Regions from separate parts of the Homo sapiens genome. Here region 2 is linked to region 1. Evidence: read pairs that join two places in POLR2A ChIA-PET (ENCODE). Cell type or tissue: Panc1. All regions are shown on one strand.

The links. ChIA-PET counts read pairs that join two places held together with the same protein. Peaks named below come from ENCODE experiments on the same cell type or tissue, not always from the same donor. Only the 100,000 strongest peaks of a DNase experiment are listed, where the experiment ranks them.
Region 2: POLR2A ChIA-PET joins it to region 1 with 11 read pairs; 1 of 35 experiments calls an interaction of 5 or more read pairs at or near these places.

The regions. Positions count from the first base shown.
Region 1 is chr5:134,079,548-134,087,547 of GRCh38, forward strand. It overlaps LOC124901069 (short transmembrane mitochondrial protein 1-like), which reads right to left and starts at 2,604. Exons shown (of 1, transcript XM_047417988.1): 1 at 2,266-2,604. The coding sequence starts at 2,523. The coding sequence ends at 2,362. It also overlaps a transcript of VDAC1 not described here. RefSeq lists enhancers at 7,150-7,650, 7,651-8,000. In Panc1, no CTCF peak of the experiment used is centred here; no DNase peak of the experiment used is centred here; H3K27ac peaks cover 508 bases.
Region 2 is chr5:135,322,964-135,330,963 of GRCh38, forward strand. All of the region lies in intron 3 of PITX1-AS1 (PITX1 antisense RNA 1), which reads left to right. Among named protein-coding and RNA genes, the nearest start is that of MACROH2A1, 72 kb to the right of the region's middle. In Panc1, no CTCF peak of the experiment used is centred here; a DNase peak (open chromatin) is centred at 4,948.

The DNA.
Region 1 (8,000 bases):
GGTGGAGGTGATATTTGCTGAGCCAGGAATCTGGGAGAAGTGGCATTTGTTTTGGGACAAGTTGCATTTCAATCTAAATTAGTTGGAGACCTACCATGTGCCCAGCCAGATCCTCCCTTTGTTTGCAAAGCCTTAGATTGCTAGATCATTTCCAAGGCCTGGCAGCACAAAGCCCCAGGCCTTCCCAGGTGAGTTGCTGCCCCAGGCCTTCCCAGGTGAGTTGCTTTTGGCGGAGGCATCTGCTGGTGGGGCCTCAAGGGCCACTGATACCCTAACTTTCACCCCAAGAAACCCACTCCATGAGGGAGCTCAGAGGCCAGAACAGAGAATACAGGTTGTTGTTGACATAAGAGGAAAAACCAGGCTTCCTGTTTGAACTTATGCAGGTACTGGAAGCTCTGAGTAATGCTGAATCTTGTCTTGCCCCAAAGGCGGCCTGCGGTGGGGGCTTCTCACAATTGCTCTCAAGAGTGGCTTTCAAGCATTTGCTTACAGGGGACGTGAGGCCCGGCCAGTGGGTGCTGCATAGAAAAACACTGCATCCATGTAGAGAGGCCACAAGATGTGTGACATCAAAGCCGGCTGAGCATTGGCCTCTCTCAGGCCACTCACTGTGGTCATTTGCCCTCGATAAGAACCCATCGTCAGACACGAAGGATTTCTCACATGTCCGGTGGCCACTTTCACAGTCCCTGGTGGCCTTTACTCCCACAAAACAGACTATTTCTAGGCCCTTGGACACTGGGATTGTCTCCTTTTGCCCGGCCTGGGGTCGAGCCAGTGAGAGATGCCAGGGCCCAGGACTCACTCTGGGCCAGAAAAGCTGGCCTGCATTGCGTGAACTCCCTGTGGGACCTGGGGCAGAGCCCTTGGTCTCTCCCAGCCCCAGACCCCTGTCTGTAATGGGACCTTGCAGTGAAACAAAAACTGCAAGCCTCCACGGAGGTACAGTACCACGGGCAGGTTAAGTCACGGAGGTACAGTACCACGGGCAGGTTAAGTCACCGAGGTACCATACCGTGAGCAGGTTAAGTCGCGGAGGTACAGTATCATGGGCAGGTTAAGTGTTGGGGCACCAACAACATGAGTTGACATTTATTGTGCTCTTACCACCCACCAGACTGGGCTAGTGCTGTATCTCATTTAAGTCTCACAACAATATTCCTGGACATGGTTCTATTCTAAAACAAACATTTGTTCATATTTTTCAACTTTATTGAGGTATAATCGAAGTCTACTGAGCTATACATATTTAAAGTGTATAACTGACAAGAGGTTTTTTCTCTAGATATTAATTTTAATTATTTTAAGACTACATAAATTTTTTATTTTATTTATTTATTTATTTTGAGACAGAGTATTACTCTTGCCCAGGCTAGAGGGCAATGGCGCAATCTCGGTTCACTGCAACCTCCACCTCCCAGGCTCAAGCGATCCTCCCACCTTAGCTCCCAAGTAGCTTGGATTACAGGTGTGAGCCACTATGCCTAACTTTTTTTTTTTTTTTGAGACGGAGTTTTGCTCTTGTTGCCCAGGCTGGAGTGCAATGGCGCGATCTCAGCTTACTGCAACCTCTGCCTCCCAGGTTCAAGTGATTCTCCTGCCTCAGCCTCCCAAGTAGCTGGAATTACAGGCATGCGCCACCAAACACGGCTAATTTTTTGTATTTTTAGTAGAGATGGGGTTTCACCATGTTGGCCAGGCTGGTCTTGAACTCCTGACCAGGTGATCTGCCCGCCTCGGCCTCCCAAAGTGCTGGGATTACAGGCGTGAGCCACCGCACCCAGCCCTAGATAACTTTTTGTATTTTTGGTAGAGACAGGGTTTCACCATGTTGCCCAGGCTGGTCTCAAACTCCTGACCTCAGGCAATCTACCCACCTCAGCCTCCCAAAGTACTGGGATTACAAGTGTGAACTACTGTGTCCAGCCAAAACAACACAATTTAGTACCAAATGTTTAACAAGCACCTATTTTAATTGCTAAAAACTGTGAAATAAAAGTATTATTTGTATTTGACCTGCTATACAAAACTCATCAATTTTTCTTTTGACAAAAGGTAGTAGAAATCCCAAATAAATAAGAGACTACTCATTAAAGGTCATGTTTACTAATCAAGCACCATAATTCCAGTCTTAGAACCTCCCACTCAGCTGGAAGAAGGATATGGTAAGAGGAAACATAATGATAGTTCTCAACTTGGGGCCCCATTTTGCTTCCTCTAAGGCAAAAACACAGGGTCTAGCAAGGAAGAAAATCACTGAGGCTGGAGATAAAAACAAAAGGCTTTGGTTGAGATGGTAAAGGAGGCCCTCAAGAGTGGTGGAATCAGTGTATCCAGAAGGCAGTGCTGGAGTCGGCCTCATGAACTAGGGGGTTTCTTTCTTCCCGGCATCAAGTCCTTTTTTTTAGCCAGGTTTGGTGCATCATAGTTCTGAGCCAGATACATTCCAACCATGTTGGCCAAAGTGAATCCAAGTAGTAACTGGAGCATGATCGTCAGCAGGGAGGGTAGGGAGGGCATGAAGGGTGGCTGCAGCTCTGCAGGCTGGTCTGAGCCTCCAGTCGATAAGTTTGAACATGTTTACACCCGTGCAGCTATTACTACAATCGATATGATAGACATCTCCAGCACTCCCAAGAGTTTTCTTGTGCTTCTTTGTAATGCATTCCTCCTTCCTTCCACCCCAATCCTCAGGCAACCACTGATCTGCTTTCTGTCAATATAGATTCCTTTATGTTTTCTAGAGTCTTGTATAATTAAATTATACACTATGAACTCTCTTTTGCCTGGATTTTTTCATTCAACATAATTATTGTGAGATTTATCCATGTTGTTACACATACCAATAGTGAATTCCTTTTGATCACTGAATACTACTCCATTGCATGGATATGCCACAATATCTTTATCCACTCATTTATTGGTAGACATTATGGTTGTTTCTAGCTTTGGGCTATTATAAATAAAGTTGCTATAAACATTTGTGTAGAAATCTTTGGGTGGACATGTTTTAATTTCCATTGGGTGAATATCTAGGAGTAGAATGTCTGGATCATATAATAGATACATGTTTATCTTTTCAAGGAACTGCCAAACTGTTATCCAAATTGGTTTTATATTCATATCAGCAATATAACTGCTTCACCTCCTTGCCAACACCTGGTATGGTCAGTTCGGGTTTTCTTTTGTTTCATTTTGTTTTTCAGCTATTCTAATGGATGCAGTAGTGGTACCTCATTGTGGTTTTAATCTGCATTTCCCTGATGACTAATGACGTTGAGCATCTTTTCATGTGCTTGTCAGCCATTCCTATATATATGTCATCAGGGAAATGCAGATTAATATTACATCTATATATATAAAAACTTTTTTGGTGAAATGTCTGTATAAATCTTAGCATCTCTGAAACTGAGATGCATCTTACAATTGATGGCTTTTATAGCTAAACTGGCAAGTAATGCCTTTCCTTTTGTGGTATGACATAAAATATGGTAACCTTGCAATGGATGCAGATTTAGATTTATGAAATACATAAGATTTAGATTTATGAAATACATAAAGTCACTTGCCTTGGGTCACACAGTGATGGAAGACAGAGTGTCAAACCCTGAGCCTGTGCTTTTCTTTTTCTTTTTTTTTCTTTTTTTTTTTTTTTTGGGATGGGGTCTTGCTTTGTTGTCCAGGCTGGAGTGCAGTGGCACAATCTCAGCTCACTGCAACTTCCGCCTCCTGGGTTCAAGCGATTCTCGTGCCTCAGCCTCCCGAGTAGCTGGGACTACAGGCACCTGCCACCATGCCCGGCTAATTTTTGTATTTTTAGCAGAGATGGGGGTTTCACTATGTTGGCCAGGCTGGTCTCAGACTCCTGACCTCAAGTGATTCGCCAGCCTTGGCCTCCCAAAGTGCTGGGATTACAGGCATGAGCCACTGTGCCCAGCCAAGCCTATGCTTTTAAATGTCGCATTATCCTGCATGGTTAGAAGAATCATGACCAAGTTTGTGGTCAGTGGGGAAAACTGTACTTCTGTGCTCTAAGCGCTACGTCAAAGAGCTCTGGAATGTCCAGGCTCCAGACTTCCAGGCCTCAGCTGGCCGTGGTACCCCTCTGCACAGATGTCTCCACTATGAGCCTTCAACTGGCAAGGACTTACCAAAAGCAACTATGTGCCAGGCTAGGGTGTGGAGCAGACAGGATGCAGTCTCTGGCCTGTAGGACTCAGAGTCCAGAGAGGGAGACAAGAGAGACCCAGAGGACAGACACTTAGCAGAGGCTGGGAATGCTCCAGTGAGGGAAGAGTGGCCACGGGCCTGAGCAGTCCTCCAGTGCTTTGTGACCAGGATAAATAAGTCGAGGTGGAGTGGTGCAGAGGTCCCAGGCTTTTTAAGCCCTAAGGTTCAATCCTGGCTCCAGCCCTTATGAGCTGTGTGATCTCAGGCATGTGGCATGAGCCTCATTTTCCTCATCTGTAAAATAGGGGGCAAATTATGCTATCAGCGGTATTTTTATTCTCACTTTACAGATGAGAAAACAAACTTAGAGATGATTAAATAAGAAAATGCATGTAGAGCACTTGGCTCAAACACAGTGTCCTCTGGCTTTAAAGGATAGCTAGGGATCAGGTTGGCAGGGAGGAGGAATGAGAGGATCCCAAGAAAGGAAACCTGTTGATCTAAGGCAGGGAGTGTGGACACAGAGGGGAGGTGCCGAGGTAGGAAGAGTCTACTGGAGTATTGATTCCAGGGCCTCCTCCTCTGAAAGGCCTTGTAGGGGCCTCCGGGAGCAGCTCCTGAATCCTGCCCAGTGTTCTATGTTGGGCCGAGAGCTGAGCTACTGGAGCTGCATGGGGTAAGGAGTCTCAGAGGGCCAGACACTCCAAGCCAGACCCTGGAACTGGCCCGAACTTTGGTCTAAGCAGGTGTCATGGCCATTAGAATGCTTGGCCCTCCAGGGTGGCATGGTTGGGGGGTCCCTGCTGATGGGGCTGCCCACAAGACAGTGGTCCAGAGGTCCCCACATGCCTGCTCAGGTCCTGGCTACCTCCAGCCTGCTGTGGTTCCCATGGCTAGCCACTTCAACTCTCTGTGCCTCAGTTTCCCCATCTCTCAAATGGGAATGGGAAAACATGGCAGGCCTGCCTGCCTTCCCAACCCACAGAGCTGTGGTGGGGATTGAATGAGCTGCTGAAAGCATGTGAATGGGCTTCAAAACCTGCCAGGGGTTAGGCTGATGCAAATCCAAGGCAATCCAGGGAATAACAGAACTATGAACTGTCACGCCTGGCAGAGACCCTAAAGAGATTTTACTGTGACACTGGCATTTTCCTGATGAAGAAATTGAGTCCCAGAGATCTAAAGTAGCTGACCTAGTGTCACACAGCCAGTAGGCCAGGATTCAACCCACGGTTTGACTAATGTAAGCCAGCTCTCACCTCTCTACCTCACAGGCCTGGGATCTCTGGGGTCCTTGGGCACAAGACAAAGTGAAAAATAAAATCAAGAGCCAAGATGATCTCTTTTTTTCTTTTCTTTTTTTTTTGAGACAGAGTCTCACTCTGCTGCCCAGGCTGGAGTGCAGTGGCGCGATCTCAGCTCACTGCAAGCTCCGCCTCCCGGGTTCACGCCTTTCCCCTGCCTCAGCCTCCCGAGTAGCTGGGACTACAGGTGCCCACCACCACGCCCGGCTAGCTTTTTGTATTTTTAGTAGAGACAGGGTTTCACCATGTTAGCCAGGATGGTCTCGATCTCCTGACCTCATGATCCGCCTGCCTCGGCCTCCCAAAGTGCTGGGATTACAGGCGTGAGCCACCGCGTGTGGCCCGAGATGATCCCTCTTAAGAAACCTGGGAAGCCACTGATTTCAGTACAAAGCTTGGAGGTCTTTGAACATGCCTGGTCTCTTCAGACACAATTATGGGACCTCCTCCAGAAGCCCTCCTTTGGCCTCAGGGTTCTTTCTGCAGCTGCTGCTCAAATCGTTCTTACCTTATCTGTAAAATGGGCAGAGAACACCTCAGGGGTTTGCATGGGCTGCCATATTGGTCAACCATCCCCACAGGGCCAGGCGCAGTGGCTCACGCCTGTAATCCCAGCCCTCCGGAAGGCAAAGGTGGGAGGATCACTCGAGGTTAGGAGTTTGAGACCAGCCTGTGCAACATAGCAAGACCCCATTTCTAAAAAAAAAAAAAAAAAAAAAAAAAAAAAAATTTCATTAGCTGAGTATGGTGGCACATACCTATAGTCCCAATCACTCGAGAGGCTGAGATGGGAGGATCACTTAAGCTCAAGAATTTGAGGTTACTATGAGCTATGATCAGCCTGGGTGACAGAATAAGACCCTATCTCTGAAAAACAGAATAAAAAGGCTGGGTGCAGTGGCTCATGCCTGTAATCCCACCACTTTTAGAGTCCAAGGCGTGTGGATCACTTGAGGTCAGGAGTTCAAGACCACCCTGGACAATATGGTGAAACCCTGTGTCTACTAAAAATACAAAAAAATGTAGCCGGGTGTGATGGCGTGTGCCCGTAATCCCAGCCACTTGGGAGGCTGAGGCAGGAGAATCACTTGAACCCGGGAGGCAGAGGTTGCAGTGAGCCAAGATTGTTCCACTGCACTCCAGCCTGGGCAACAGAGCAAGACTCTGTCTCAAATAATAATAATAAAAAATACTTTCTCCATAGAATGGGAGATGATAGACATGAAACTGCTTTAGAAAGAAAAAACAATCATTGCTTACACAAAGCAACACAGGGCCTGTTCCTACTGTGATGTAATGGCTCCAAGGGTAGGCAGCCCTTGGGAGATTGCAAATATTTATGAGCAAAGGGAAGAACTTAAACACAACCACAGGAGATGCAGCAGCTGAGGAACCTGGAACCTGGGAGGCCTCCCCAAGGGTGCTCGGATATTCACAAGCTCTTAGAGACTCTGGGCCACTTAGCATCAGCTTCGCAGAGTCTTTTTAATTAAGGAAAACAGATGGGCATGAACGTGTAGATTCTTGACAGCTTTTGCCAAAGGAAAAACAGCTGTTTCTAGGACGTTTCCCACCATTTTCCTCCTGTCCCAGGACCTCCTTCTGATCAATGCCTGGTGCTTTTTTCTTCTCCTTCTTTTTCTTCCTTCTTCTTTCTTCCTTCTTCCTTCCCCTTCCCCTTCCCCTTCTCCTTCTTTTCTTGGGTGTTGGGGGATGCCAAATCTCCAGTACAGGCAGCACAGAGGAGAATTTCACAGACTCAGCACATTCCCATCCCACTACTCAAAAATTCGGGTACCCGATTTTCCCTTGTGACGTTCATCTTAATGGTGAGCACAAGGTACAGTGAGTGGTTTTGAAGGCAGATTCCTTATCATGGAGCGTTATCTGCACCATCAAAGTACACTTGAAGAAAAAAGCAGTTTCAACATCAAACCTGAAGGTTTGACTGTTGAAAGGAAGAGCCAGGACAAAGCAACCACAGCTTTTATCACAAATTCATGAGGGCGGCGTGCGGTGGGAATACTACATTTTGGGCCTGCTGCTGAGAATGCCTCCACTGCCTTTGAACAAAAAACAAACCATGCTGTGGAAATTGCCAGTAATTGTCTTTACCTACGGTTTCAGAGGGCGCACACCGGGCCTTGTGGTTGTGGGTGCCGTTTCATGCTGGGGTTCGCGTCCCTCCTCTGTTTGGCATAAAGAGAGTGGAACAGATCAGGCCCTCAGATCTGTGTGCACCTGCGGTCGCTGCAAGGAGGGGAGGCGGATTGCTGAGATAAGGCAACAATGGAAAGTTTCTCACCTGAAAGGTCCGGGGAAGAGCCAGGAGGCCTGGGTGCTGGGGAGACTCATCTACCCCAGAAAAATAGGGAGTGGAGAGGAAGCCAGCCCACAGCCCAACCCCCTCCACTGAGGAACCCCGACCCCACAAGCCTCACTTTCTCAAATGGTTTCTTCAACATCAACACCCAGGGATTCCTTGCACCCACTGAAAGGCAGTACTCGCCTTCATGTATCCAT
Region 2 (8,000 bases), 1.2 Mb after region 1:
GAGTTCCACATGACCATTCACTGAGTACTTACTATATGCTGCGCACATATACCGTGCCATTTAATCTACGCAACAGTCTCACGGTGGTTGTGTATATGTGTGTGTGGGGTAATTATTGCTCCTATTGCATAGATAAGTTATAGATTCAGAGAAGCTATATGACATCCAAGGTCATAGTAGCAAGTGACAGAGCTGGGACTCAAAACCCAGGAACTGACTCTGATGTGTCCTTTCTGAACCACTGAGCTAATACCCACCAAGTGCCCAATCGGTGGAGGCTGCCGTTGGCATCACTCATTTGTGCCTGGCACATAGCACATTGGTACTGTGCTCAGTACCAATGACTGAACGGAAAGCTGTGTGCAGATGTATGCAAACCCAACCCTGGAGCACGTGTTGGGTCTCAGTCATAAAATCTGGGTTCCCTTGACCTTGACAGGGTGGCAAGTGGGCAGACGATGTCCTTAGGGACTGTTCCAGGACAAGGCTTGGCACGAGAATGCCCTCTGGGGTGCCCTGAGCAGTCTCCTTCTCTTCCTTCTGGGTAGGCAGGCACTTTTGGAGTCCGAGTCTGGACCCTGGATCCTGGAGGCGGGCACAGGGTTGCTTAGCTTTAAGGGGTAAGTTCAAAGCAAATAGGAAGCTCTCTTAAAAATGAAGGGCAGCATGAATGTCGGGGCCAAAGGAGGATGGTTGAGAATTCCTAGTAAAACTTTACAGCTTCCATGTTTCCCCTCCTCTAAATCTTCCCATGAAAATCATGCATCTGGGGGGCCGTCTTGGCTGAACGAGGGCGGGAGCCACCCATTAGCCCAGCTGAGGGGGGGCTTTCTGGCTTCATTAGTGCCCGCCCATGGCCCTGGTGGACAGACAGCCTATGAATTGGGGGCCATGCTCCAGGCCCATGGGCAAGGAGAAGCAGCCACAGGTGCCCAACAGAGCTGGATGGCACTGACAGGGTCCTCCAGCCCTGCTGGACTGCAAGTGGGCAGCGGAAGCTCAGCTGCTGTCCCTTTTATGCGTATTGACTTAGTGGAGTGCAAACATGTTAAAAGTTCACTTTCTCCTTTATAGGAGTCTATAAAAAGTCTCTTAAACTGGAGCCCTAGGGCTTCAGCGAGACAAACGTAGGATCAGGCTTTGTGGGGGTGCAGTGCTTCCCTCAGCCTTCAGCACAGAGGTGTGAGCCTATTTAAGATAGAGCTGCGGCAGGCTCATGCCAGTGGGCAGAGGGGTCTGGATGTGAAGGCTGCTCTGAGGCTGCCGGGCTGTTTCTGGTGAGTCCCTGCTGGAGACTGACTGGCCCATGTGGCCCTCTGGGGTATGAGGGTGAGAGAGTTCCCGTGCCCGGGAATATTGGGCCGGGCCTGCTGGGCCGCCTGGCGTTTGGGGTTTCTAAACAAGCAGGTGTCTGTGGGAGAAATGTCCTGTGTGCAGTACTCAGGCCAGATGAGCTCAGCAATCATCCTCCCTGGTGACTTGGGTCCTGGGGTGGCCTGCAGGGGTGAGGGAGGATGGCAGGCCTGGGGCAGAGAGGAGGGCACCTGGAGCTGTCCCTCTGGTGAACTCGTTTGGCCTTGGGAGCCATAGAGCCCACAGTTGCGCGCCTGTGGGACACACCCTGGAGAGGACGGCTGAGGGAGAGGTGACGAGCCTCATGGACAAGCCCCGGGAGGCAGTCATGGGCTTTGGAAACAGCGTTTGCTCACTAGGTCTTAGTTTCCACATCTGTCAAGTTGGAGGGTGGTCCCTAACTCTGCATGCGAGTCTCTTGGGGTTGCCACGAGGATATAGTTAGAGGAGTTTGGGGATGGCAGGACAGGCGTTTTGTGGCCCAGAGCGATGAGCTCTGCAGAAGGCTACTGCAGGGTGACCAGGTGACCCCAGCAGGTGTTGAGACCAGAGCCTAACACTCATTAATTCACCCACTAGCTAATGGGTGGCCTAGTGGATGCAGGTGCAGGGCTCACTCCGAGGGCCTGGCCACGGCCACCCTGTCCTGCTCTCCATGCCTTCGTGTGTGCCACACCATGGCGTTGAGCAGGAGCATGTGGGCCATCGCTGCTCACAGGCACGTGCGTATGCATCGGGGCATCCACCTGACATCTGCGTGCCTCTCAGCTCTGCTGACCTGACCCGTGCAGGGGGCTGTGTCACTGAATGGGTTTTGCAAGTACAGCTGTGGCCTCAGTCCATCAGCTCGCACTCCCCAGGGTACCTGGTACCTGGCCTCAGGTGGCTGAAGCCAGGCAGTGAGCAGGTCCCTCTAGAAACTGGGGATGGTTGGTGGGACCAGACTAGCCTCATTGGCCCCTTGCAGGCCTGGCTAGGGCATGAAATTCCACACCAGCCCCTGAGTGACCTTTAGCCCAGGTTCAAACAAGTCTGAGCTTTCCTGAGAGGAGGAGGTGTTCAAAGCTAAATGAAAGCCAGGAAGGGAAACACAGACGCCTTTTTAAAAGGACAGTCATCCCTCTGGGTGCACATCTATTCAAAACACAGGAAGAGGTTAGACAGGTTCTGTGCCTGAGAGGCAGGCTGGCTTTGAAGTCAGAGCTAGTTTCGCGACACCGCCTTGCTGGAGTTCCTTAGCTTGTCTGAGTCCGTAAGATAGAGGTGTGTCACTCATGATAAAATCTTTTGGAGGGAGTTGAATGTGATGTGAATGTCGGGCACCCAGCACTGTGCTGGGACATAGAAATGTTCAGTCCATGGGTGTTATGGTTTCTAGCATCATAATATCACTGTCATCGTTATTACTAGCATAGAACCATTTGCTTGGGGGAAATGCCTTGGTTGTGGCTTTTGCTCCATACACTGAATCAAATGATATGGAAAACATGGGGTGTCGCCCTGAAGGGCTCCATGGCTAAGTGTTCTAGAACAGAGCTAACCAGTGCAATTCCCTGCAATGCTGGAGATGTCTATAATCATTGCTGTCCAACATGGTAGCCACTAACCACATGTGGCTGCCAAGCATTTGAAGTGTAGCTAGTGTGAATGAGGAACTGAATTTTTAATTGTATTTAACTTTAGTTTAAATACACGTGACTAGTGTCTACTGTATTAGTGCAGTTCTAGAATGTTCCTTCCAAGTGGATGTTGCCCAGTTCCCCTCTGAGCTGTGACAGCGCTGCATGGAGGGGCTGGCCGATGCCTCCAGCACCCTTGGCCACATGCAGTAAAGATGGGCTCTGATGGGGTGTGGTAGTGATCGCCACCTGGGCATGAGCTGGCTGCTCTGGAGCACAGACTGCAGCCAGACCCTGGGTTTCAGATGTGGCAGTTACACAGCTTCCACCCTCCATGGGAATCAAAGTAAGAGTCGCGGTTCCCATCCACTAAGGATTTCCGACTGATGCTGTGTGGCCAACTCAATTTTACAGAAGAAAACATGCCCTGAAGAGGGGTGGTGACTTGTCCCAAAGCGCACGCGATGGTGGCCTACCTCTTCCTGCCTCTAAACCAGCTCCTCATATCAGAGTAAAGGACCAGCCGGGTTTCCTACTGAAGGAGAGCCAAGCGCAGAGGCTCAAGGTCACCGGTGCAGATGCCCAGTGCTTCCCTCACCTGGCTCCCTCCTGGCCCCCCCCACCACCACACCCCACCCAGGCCACCTCTACGGGGCCCCCTGGATGGTGAGACGCCTCCCTGTATCCTGTTATCTATTCCTGGCAATGCCCTTGACAGCGGGGTGGCCTGGGCCGTGAGTAGCTTCCCATGTTACAGCTGCGGGGATGGAGGCTCCGAGGGATGGAGCGACCTGCCTGAGATCCCACAGGGAGTTGGCCAATCTGCCTGCAGGGAGGCAAGGCCGTCTGGGGCCTTTCTGTTGCCCAGCCCAGTTCTCCCGCCAGGCAGGTCCTCCCTGCCTTGTTGGACTTCCTGTGGCATTCACTGGGTGGACGGCCACACCCGGGACACATCCCCCAAAACTGGCTTCAAGCTGTACCGTCCACAGAGGCTGGCCAGGGCCCGGAGTGGGGTGGTCCTGCTCAGAGGGTGGGTGGGTCGGCGGCGGGGAGGCTGACAGGCCTTAATGGGCACATTGTCCCCTTGCTGTGAGAGCGCCGTCCCGCCACCTCCTCACACGCGTCGTGCTGGATGAGCTCATGTCTGAGGCTGTGGGCGGCACGGGGCAGCCGAGCCGGGCTGCAGGGAGGCCCGTCCCAGAGAAGCCCGCGCGGGCTGGGGCAGGCGGAGCCGTGAGGCGGAACCTTGTAATGAGCGACGCCGGCTGGATTTATGGGGCTGCGCACGTGCGCCTGGCCTTCCTGCGAGGGCCTCCGCATGGGAACAAAAACAAGTCCTGGCCCGGGAATGGCGCGACTGAGTCTTAACAAGGGCGCACTAATTACTGGAAGGCCCGGGCCGGGACCCCAACCTGGGAGGAGCAGAACTTGGGCCCCGTTGTGTGTCCATTTGGGCTTTGCTGGGGTCCCTGGTCTTTTTACCCAGGAGGCCCAGAAGGAAGCCCAGACTCTCAGGGCCTGCCCGGGGTCCTCCTCTCTCCAGCTCTTTGGTCTTGGACGAGGTGCTCATCCGAACCTCTCGTCCTTTTTGAGGCCCTTGGGAGGCAGCATACCAGGATGAAAGAGAGTTGACCACAGAGTCGCAGGTCCCTGGCTGTGAGTCCTGGTTCTGCCAGGTTCCTGCTGTGTGGCCTGGGCAAGTCACTTCACCTCTCTGATCTAAGCTCCCTTTACCTAGAAAGCGGGGCTATGATGTTCCCTTGGCAGGGCTTTTAGGAGGATTTGATGAAATGATGCACGCAGACTCCTCAGCTTATTGCCCACCCACGCTGACTGGCACACAGGCAGGGATCTCTGCTGCTGTAATTCACAGGCATCTCCTGCAGACATTGCCCACTGTTTTCCCTGTTGATTGACACTGGATTTGGCATCTATCCAGGAAGGTCCCATGTCCACTCCCTTTTCAAGTCAGGAGCTTGCAAGAGCAGAAGCACTAGATGCCATGAGACCCCGACTGTGGTTAGCAGTGGCAAGATGGGGCCGAGCTGTGGCCTGGTGCCAACATCAGACTCCACTCTGAAGCCACCATGCACCTGCTTGAAGCGAGAGGTCCAGCATGATGGGTTACCCCCAGCTGTCACCCGGGCTGACTTTCACATGGGCATGTTATTCCCATGCTCCTCTCTCTGAGTCAGGCCCTCTGCCTGCTGCTTGGCCTTTGAGTCCTGTTGTTGATTCTTAGAGCCATCAAGAGAAAACCCCTGCCCTGCCCTGTGCCCTTGGGGTGAGGCAGTGAGGGCGCAGCAGGTGTGCGGCCCCTAGCTTCTGCCTTCATGGAGGGCAGGGTCTCCTTTGCTTGTCCCCAGAGTCTATTACAGAGCTTGGCCCAGTGGGCTCATGGAATGTGTGCATGAGTGGTGCTCAGCATCTGATGGGGTAGATGGCCACGTAACCACATGACAGCTGTTCAGAAGGCACAGCACTGTGGCTGGCAGCAGTGCAGGGTGCACTGAGAGAGAGGGCACCTCCCCACTGACAGAATGGTCAGGGAGGGCTTCCTGGAGGAAGCATAAGGGATGTCTAAGAGCAGAGCCCTGCAGGGTTGAGTAGGATTACAAATAAGTGGAGGCTGTAGTGTGTTCTGGTGGGGAACTGGTGTATGCAAAGGCCTCAAGGTGAGATACGAGTAGCCCTAGGGAGGAAGTATAGTAGAGAGCATGCGAGGGGATGGTGTGAGATGAGGCTGAAAAGGACCCTCCTTTCTCCATTCCCAGGCCTGCCAAGGTGTTAGAAGGCAACTTCTAAACTTCCATGCACCTCAGATTCCTCAGCTATCAAATGGAGACACTGCCATCACTATCTGCAGGTGTTGTAGGATTACACGGGCAGGGTGAGTGTGGGTGTTTTGTATGTGTAAAGGGCTGAGTGGGGTGTGGCCCTTTGAGATGACCCGGAATGACTAGGGACACATAGGAGGACAGGAGAGGGCCCCCTGGAAAAAGATGCCCCTTGGGTGGAATCTCCAGTGGATTTGCCCATAATTAAATCCTGGAGGGGCTGTTAGTGACTGCGGAGAAATATATCATAAGCACCTTGAGCTCAGTGAAAGTTCCTTAAAGTTAGCCCAGCAGTGGCCCAAGGTGGCATTTCCCTCTAGAGGATGTGGCCTCGCGGCCAAGTGCATTCTCTCTGGGGTCCAGCGGCCTCCTTGAGGTGGGAATCTGCAGCCAGGACCTCCATGGGACCTAATGAGGAGCTGCTGGCTTTCAATTACGTGCGCGGCCCTGGCTCTGCGCCGTTTGACTGACAGCTCATTACCCCACTGCCATTTCTGGGCACTGGAATTTAATCTCCCAGATGGGAAGCAAATCAATTTGCCCATCCGCCGCAGCTGAGCCTACTTGAACTCAACTCTAATTTATTCTCTTAAGCTTAGGAAGCCTTGTCGTTTCAAGGGACAGAAATATCAGGTTTCCCAGCCAGTCTGGCCAGAGAGTGAACAGGGAGATGAGCTGAGAGGGTCATGCCTGGGGCCCGACCTGGGTGAGCAGTGGTGGTCAGCAGGGGACGTGCCATCACCCTGTGTCAGAAGAAGCTGGGCTCTGGCCTAGCAGGCCAGGCTGGTGGACGGGAAGGGTGTATATGGGAATGGGGGATAGTGTGACTCCTGATGTGGGGATCCCGGGTGCCTGTCCCAGGGCTCAGGACAGGAAGAGACTCCCCAGCAAGGCAGATCTGACCTCCTGCCTGCATGTGTTCTAGGGCCATGCCAGTGATCATCACTCAGTGATCATTGCTCTGGCTTCAGGGCTTTGAACATAAGATTTGGAGGGTGTCTTTCTGGGATTTTCAGCTTTTTACTCTCCTCAAGGAGCAGTTACAAACCTGAAGCCAAGGCGGTGACCTTTAACCTGTGACATTGGGACTGTTTTCCTCCTCTGGCCCAGCAGGGCCATCAGAGGGCTTCCTTGCCAGGGAGTACACGACCTGCTAGGAGTGCTCTAGGGCACATTCATGCAGACACTGAGTGTGTGCAGACTGTGGTGGTGAGTGGCTGCTGTCCTCTGCTGTGGGTGCTGGGTCCCCCATCAGACGCTGGGGAGTCCCGGCACCCTGTTCTAAGTTAGCCAAGGGAGTTATTAGCAGAAGATCTGCAGACAGTTCCGGTCACTTCACAGAGCAAACTAGGCCAAGGAGGGCCTCTGGAGGAGTAGTGTCAGCTATGTTTTGTGGGAGACAGAATCCTGGCTGCTCTCTGGCCGGTTCAAAGGGTGTTTGTCTGCATGTTCTTCATTTCTATACTCTGCTAACACAGAGGGCTCTGGGGCCTCGCTGTGTGCACGTGAATGTATGTGTGTGTGCGTGTGCACCCATGGAAATGGGTGAGTGTGGGAGGGGTGGGAGTCGCTTAGTGGGGAGAAGGGGAGTGAGGAGGAAGTGCTTCCTATGGAGAGAGTGTTTCTAAGACACTCTTCTGTGAGTTTGACAAGGCAGCCCAGGCTGGGTTGGTTTCCAGGGTCAGGGAAAGGCCACTCTATTTACACACCTTTGCGGAGGAGCATGGAGGGCAGGGCGGGGGCTGGGGATTAATGAGCAGTGTTATTGCCTGTCAGGAGGCTCATGTGATATTGTTTTGATATGGGGGGCCCCCAGAAGCAAACACAACAGGCAAGTTATAAGTGGAAGAAAAGGCGAAGAAAAGGTGGCCTCGCCCCAGCCATTGAGCATTCCCCTTCTCAGCAGGGAGTGGGTCCCAGGACTCCCTCCTCGCCCCATCGCCTTCAGGTGGATCACTGGAAGGCGGCACCAAGGCCAGCTCCCAAGATAACATCGGCCAGGAGTGCCCGGCAGCAAAAATTAAACATCATAGTTGCTAATGAGTAAACTGAGCAAGCCCTTTTTCCAGGACCATTCGGGGTGATGGACGAGGCAGCCTGAGTGACAAATGAGGAACTGAGAGGCTTGCCTGACCCAAAGTAGACAGGCCCAGAGTGGACAGGCCCAGTGAGGGCTTCCACCTCCTGAGAA